2 separate regions of the Homo sapiens genome follow, and region 2 is linked to region 1. The links are chromatin loops, found by intact Hi-C in ENCODE. Cell type or tissue: PC-9. All regions are shown on one strand. Each heading gives the region's core, and the rest is flanking DNA. Links, peaks and the distances in the headings are about the cores only.

The links. Hi-C counts contacts between places; a loop is a spot of excess contacts. Peaks named below come from ENCODE experiments on the same cell type or tissue, not always from the same donor. Only the 100,000 strongest peaks of a DNase experiment are listed, where the experiment ranks them.
Region 2: it touches region 1 in a loop (5-fold over the local background); 1 of 110 quality-filtered maps calls a loop at or near these places.

Annotation. Positions count from the first base shown.
Region 1 is chr10:92,890,964-92,893,883 of GRCh38, forward strand. EXOC6 (exocyst complex component 6) reads left to right here. Exons shown (of 22, transcript NM_019053.6): 2 at 2,386-2,557. Among named protein-coding and RNA genes, the nearest start is that of EXOC6, 44 kb to the left of the region's middle. RefSeq lists an enhancer at 1,429-1,928. In PC-9, for the core only: no CTCF peak of the experiment used is centred there; DNase peaks (open chromatin) are centred at 1,118 and 1,558; H3K27ac peaks cover 1,742 bases.
Region 2 is chr10:93,333,948-93,336,867 of GRCh38, forward strand. MYOF (myoferlin) reads right to left here. Exons shown (of 54, transcript NM_013451.4): 41 at 1,974-2,099. Among named protein-coding and RNA genes, the nearest start is that of MYOF, 150 kb to the right of the region's middle. RefSeq lists an enhancer at 1-1,164. In PC-9, for the core only: no CTCF peak of the experiment used is centred there; a DNase peak (open chromatin) is centred at 1,184; H3K27ac peaks cover 2,330 bases.

The sequences.
Region 1 (2,920 bases), core at 284-2,783:
TGAAAGGGAACAAGGATGGAATCAGGGAGACCAGTTAGGAAGCAGTTGACAAATCTACGCAAGACATGTTGTTGGCTTAGTCCAGGGTGATACCAATGGGGAGGTAGTTTGCTGGAGAAGGAGAATAGTCAAGGGTGAGTCCAAGGTTTTTTGCCTGAGCAACTAGAAAAGTGGGGTTTACTGAGATGAGGAAGACTATGGGAAGGGCAGGTTTTGTGAAAGGAGATCAGGAATTCATTTTCGGACATATTTGAGGTGCTTATCAGACATCTAATTGGAGAGATATATGAGTTTGAGGAGAGGTCAGGGCAGAGATAAAAATTTAGCAGGTGTCAGTGTGCTTATGGAATTTAAAGCTACAAGTCAAGATGACATGGAGATAGAAAAGAGAATATGTCCAAGATCAGAGCCTAGTTCTAACTCAGCTCTTACAGAACCTACATTTTTTAAAAAATTAAAAAAATTAAAATTTATATTTGACGTACATTAGAATGTAGGCATAGATGCCAAGAACCTAAATTCTTTTTTTTCTTTTTTAGACGGAGTTTCACTCTGTCACCCAGGCTGGGGTGCAGTAGTATGATCTTTGCTCACTGCAACCTCTGCCTCCCGGGTTCAAGCGATTCTCCTGCCTCAGCCTCCTGAGTAGCTGAGATTACAGGCACCTGCCACGACACCCAGCTAATTTTTGTATTTTTAGTAGAGACAGTGTTTCACCATGTTGGCCAGGCTAGTCTCAAACTCCTGACCTCAAGTGATCTGTCCGCATCGGCTCCCAAAATGCTGGGATTACAGGTGTGAGCCACTGCACCTGGCTGCCAAGAGTCTAAATTCTTAATAATTGGTATCCTATATTGTTACCTCTTGTATTAGAGAGTGTATTCATTAAAAACCTAAGACAGAGGCTACCCTCAAGAAGTTTATGGTCTATTTGGGGAAACAAAATATATTTTAAATACAAAACATGTAAATTACAATACAAAGTAATATATGATTACGTGTCAGAATAACTGTAAGGGGTTGTAAGTTTACCTGTCCTGCAGATGAAAAGATTACTTGGCATGGGAATGATTGGCAAAGGCCTGCTGGAAGAAATGGGACTTGAAATGAACCTCAAACAATGGGCAACGGATGTGGGGTGAGGTTTGGAAAGTTCCCAAGACCACTCTCAGGTTCAAAAATTTGCTAGAGGGACTTGCAAAATTCAGCAAAGTTGTTACACTCATAGTTACTGTTTGTTACAGCAAAAACAACAACAACAAAAACTTTCAAAAAACTACACAGATTAAAATCAACAGCAGAAAAGGCACATAGGACAGGGACTAGGAGAGTTCCACGAGTGAGCTTTCAGTTGTCCTTTCTCAGTGGAATTGTGGACAGCACTTACTGCTCCCAGCAGTGATGTGTGGTAACACGCATGGAGTATTGTCAATCAGGGAAGCTCATCCAAGCTTTGATATCCAGGAATTTTATTGGAGTTTGGTCATATAGCCATGACTGACTACCCATGTAGACTTGGCTGACTGCCCACATTGCTGACCTCCTGCCCCTCCACAGCTAAAACTGTGTGGCCTCAGGCCTCACCGTGAGTCACACTGTTAGCATCTGCTATTTGGCAGTCAAAGCCTTCCAGGTAAACAAAGAAGACACTTACCAGGCAGGGTATGCCAAAGGCTTTCCTCCCAGGAATCAGTGGCAAGGGTAGTCCTTTACTGCATGGTGAATAGAGGGGTACGCTCTCTGTGGAGACAGCATGAGCTGAGAGACAGTAGGAATGAATATGCCATGTTTAGGAAACATTGTGGTGACTGCAATATGGGCTTGTACCTGAGAATATGAACCCTGGAGCCGGACTATCAGGAGTCATATCCCAGCTATCACTTGTGCTGGTTGTGGAATTTATGGCAGTTCAGTAATCTGTAACTCTTCTGTAAAACAAGGGTAATAACAATACCTACTTTGTAGCCTTGTTGTGGGGATTAAAGAGTTAATATATAAAGCATTTAGAACATGAGCGTTTACTTTACATAGTAAATGCTGTAAAAATCATGAGTTTGTTCATTCATTCTTTAACCATTCATTCACTCAGTAATTCTTTGTTTTTGAATGTTAGTATGTTAAAGACTTGTATTAGGCCCACATCTCCTGAGCCTCATACCTTTATTTCCAGATACCTCATGCTATATCTAGAGCTTGTGTGGTTCTTTTAATATTATCATGTTCAAGAAGAAATAAAATACTTTCACGCAAATTATTTCTGCTAAAGGTAATATTATCACCAGTTTATTTGTTCAGAGATTTAATTTTAAGATATCACCTCTTGCAAAGATCAGGCTTACTAAATAATACATTTTGGTTAATTTTAGCTTTCTTATATACATTCAGGTCTGTGTATGATGACCAACCAAATGCGCACAAGAAGTTTATGGAAAAGTTAGATGCTTGTATCCGTAATCATGACAAGGAAATTGAAAAGATGTGTAATTTTCATCATCAGGGTTTTGTAGATGCTATTACAGAACTCCTTAAAGTAAGGACTGATGCAGAAAAACTGAAGGTAAGAAATATGTTAAAATTATTTGCCTTTGTTCTCATTAAATTACTCAAGTCTTAGTTGATAGTACATATGTACAAGTCATTATTAAGTATGTTACTTTCAAGAAGTGAATTAGTATATGTATTAGGGAATGCTCTTTATGCTCTATTAACACAGTTGTCATGCTAATGACAGGAGTATTCTCTTTTTCTGAAGCAAGTAATGCACTGACTTAACAGGATTTCTTTCCATGCAGGGAAGTGAACTCAAAACATGCATACAATGAAAGGCCCTATTTGCAGTTTTTGAATTTCTAAAATGACAGTTAGTACAATATTTATAAAATGTTATCCTCTAAAATTCCTTTAAAAGCTTATGATAAAT
Region 2 (2,920 bases), core at 202-2,701, 440 kb after region 1:
TGGGTGGCCCAGGTAGAGGGCTCCTGGGAAGTCCCCTCCTCCGCCAGGGGTGTGGGATTGAAGGATGGAAGGCTGCCTTTTGTGAAAGAAATAATGTATATTGCACTTTGCATATTTCCAGTAGGGAAAGTGAAATGATTCTCAAGTAATTATTTGAGAGCTCACAGGGGAGAAGAGAGGGCAGAGCAGAAACTGGGAGTCAAGAGGAGAACATGGGCCAGTGTGATGGAGGAGGTGGTGGTGAGAAAGAGTGAAATACTGCACATTCTTTGAAGATAGGAATAACAATAATTACATTTTAAACCCAACGAAATACCAACAGTGATTCCGCTTTTCCTGTAGCACCTCTGTACTCCACCTCCCACTCCCAGGCAAACTCCTGTTTATCTTTCAAATCTCAGCTGAAAGGTGTCACTTCCTCCAGGAAACCTCCCTGACTGCTCCTGGGCTTGGTATGTCCTCTGGGTGCTCTCATCCAACCCCATACTCACCCCTGGCACAGCACTGGCCTCTGCATTGAGATAATCTATTTATTCTCTAGATCCTTCATTAGACTGTGGGCTTCTAGAGACGGGTGAGGGGAGCATAAAGTCTTGTTCATCACCCTATCTCCAGGGCCTAACACAGGACTAGGCATATAGTAACGCCACAAAAATTGTATTTTGAAGGAGCGAGCCAACAAGACCTGCTGGAGAGGCCACATATTTTGCCTTAAAACCAGGAGAAAGCACTGAAGCCGGATTCAGAACATACAGGTCTTAGTTCCAGTGGTCTTTATTCAGTCAAGCAGCATGGAATAAGCACCTACTATGTGCCAGGTACTAGGGACCCACAAAAGAACTCAAAGACTCCCGTCTGGCACAGCGATGTTCAGTAGGGTTGGCTCTTGTGCCATATGTGATTGCTTGGTGGGAGGCTGTACTGAGAAGGATTTGAGACCACACATCAGGCATCATCCTCTCGTCCCTTAGCAATGTCTGCTACAGGCAAAGGATTATAAAGCAGCAGCAGCACATCTGCCATGACTTTGCCAAGCGTGGTTGCAGGGAGGGGCAATTATAAAGCAGATACTTTCCATGTGTAAGATGCTTTCATGGAGGCATGAACCCAGACCTGTGGGAGCCCAGAGCAGGAGTGAGTCACGCTGCCCGAAGCAATCAGGGAACACTTGACAAAGAGAGTGACATTTGAGCTGGCGCTTAAAAGAATGAGTAGGACTTCGTCAGACCACAAAGCAGGTAGAAAGGGCACCCAGGGAAGGAAGAAGAGCCTGTCCCAAGCCTCCGACTTATTGAGAGGACAAGGTGTGTCCGGGGCTTGGGCGAGGCTCTCCCAGGCAGGAGGGTGGAGTGTGTGAGGGGGAGGGAGGCAGGGGACCATGTAGCTTGGGAAAGACTGGCTCTGCCTTTGAAAGGAGTTGCGACTTGACTGTGAAAACCCAAGCAAAGCCTTTCAGTAGTCCAGAGAGAAGATCAGATTTGGTTGCATGGAGGCTGGAGAGGAGTGTGACGAGAAAGGTGACAAGGACTGTCAAGTGAGAAGTTGTCACGATGATCCTGCTGAAAGCATGGTAGGGGCAGTAGGATGAAGAGAGGAACTAGATCTTGGAGAGACTGTATCTTAGGATTCAAGGCTGCTTGGCGTGAGCAGGGAGGCAGGAAGAGATGCGGAGATGGCTCAGTCAAGGCTGCTTGGCGTGAGCAGGGAGGCAGGAAGAGATGCGGAGATGGCTCGAGTGCTCTGGCCCCCCTCCCCCTTTTCCTTTCTGGCACCTTCCAGCATCCCTCAGAGGCTGCAGGATGTGCCCCTACCTAGACCCTGGTTGTCCTTTATCCTAGGCCTATATAGAAAATGCCAGCATCCCTCAGAGGCTGCAGGATGTGCCCCTCCCTAGAGCCTGGTTGTCCTTTATTCTAGGCCTATATAGAAAATGAAGGTGGATTTTAAACGGGACCAACACACATCTTACTCACCTTAAACTCTCCAACCACAGAAGGATCTTCATTTTCATCCGACTTGCCTCGGTACAACTTGAACGTATCTGAGAAGTCTGTCAGGCCCTCAAATTCTGCTACATTTTCTAGTTCACAATTATATATCTGAAAACCACCAACAGAGTCTTAATTTCTCATTAAAATGCAGGTAAGGTCTAAAATCAAAAGGGCTGACAGTATCAAGTGGGCCTGAGGTTGTGGATGGGGCGACCGGAACTCCCAAATCGCTGGCGGGAGTGTAGACAGATACAACCACTTTGGAAAATGTCTGGTAGTTTCTTTTGGAGTTAAGTAGCCACCTATTCTATGATCTAGAGATTGCATTCCTAGGCATTTACTGATGACAAGTGAAAACACGTACACATGGTAGAAGAATGTTCACAGCAGCTTCATTATCAGGAGAATGGAAAAATAACTTGTGGCATATCCACACAATGGAATACTACTCAGCAATGACAAGGGAAAAACTATGAATACACACAACCACATGATGAGTCTCAAAACTACAACGTGGGGATAAAAGGCCAGACACACAAAACATAAATCATACAAGTCCATTTAGAGCAAGTGTAAAATCAGGCAAAATCAGTTTGTGGTGAGAGAAATCCAATCAGTTGCTCCTAGGAGGGATGAGGATAGTGGAAAATTGACTGGAAAGGGACACGGGGAAGTTTTCTGTGGGAATGGGAATGTTCTGTCTTGTTTTGGGTGGTGGTTCACATAGGGTATATACAATAATCACAACTTGTTGAATGGATCACTTTATCGTATGTAAAATATTTCTCAATTTAAAAAGCAAGAAGGGAAGAGGATGAAGGAGGAGAAGGAAGGAAGAAGGCAGGAGAAAAGGAAGAAGGAAGGGAGGCAGGTAGGAGGGAGGAAGAAGGGAGGGAAGGCAGGAAGAAAAGAAGGAAGGAAGAAGGAAA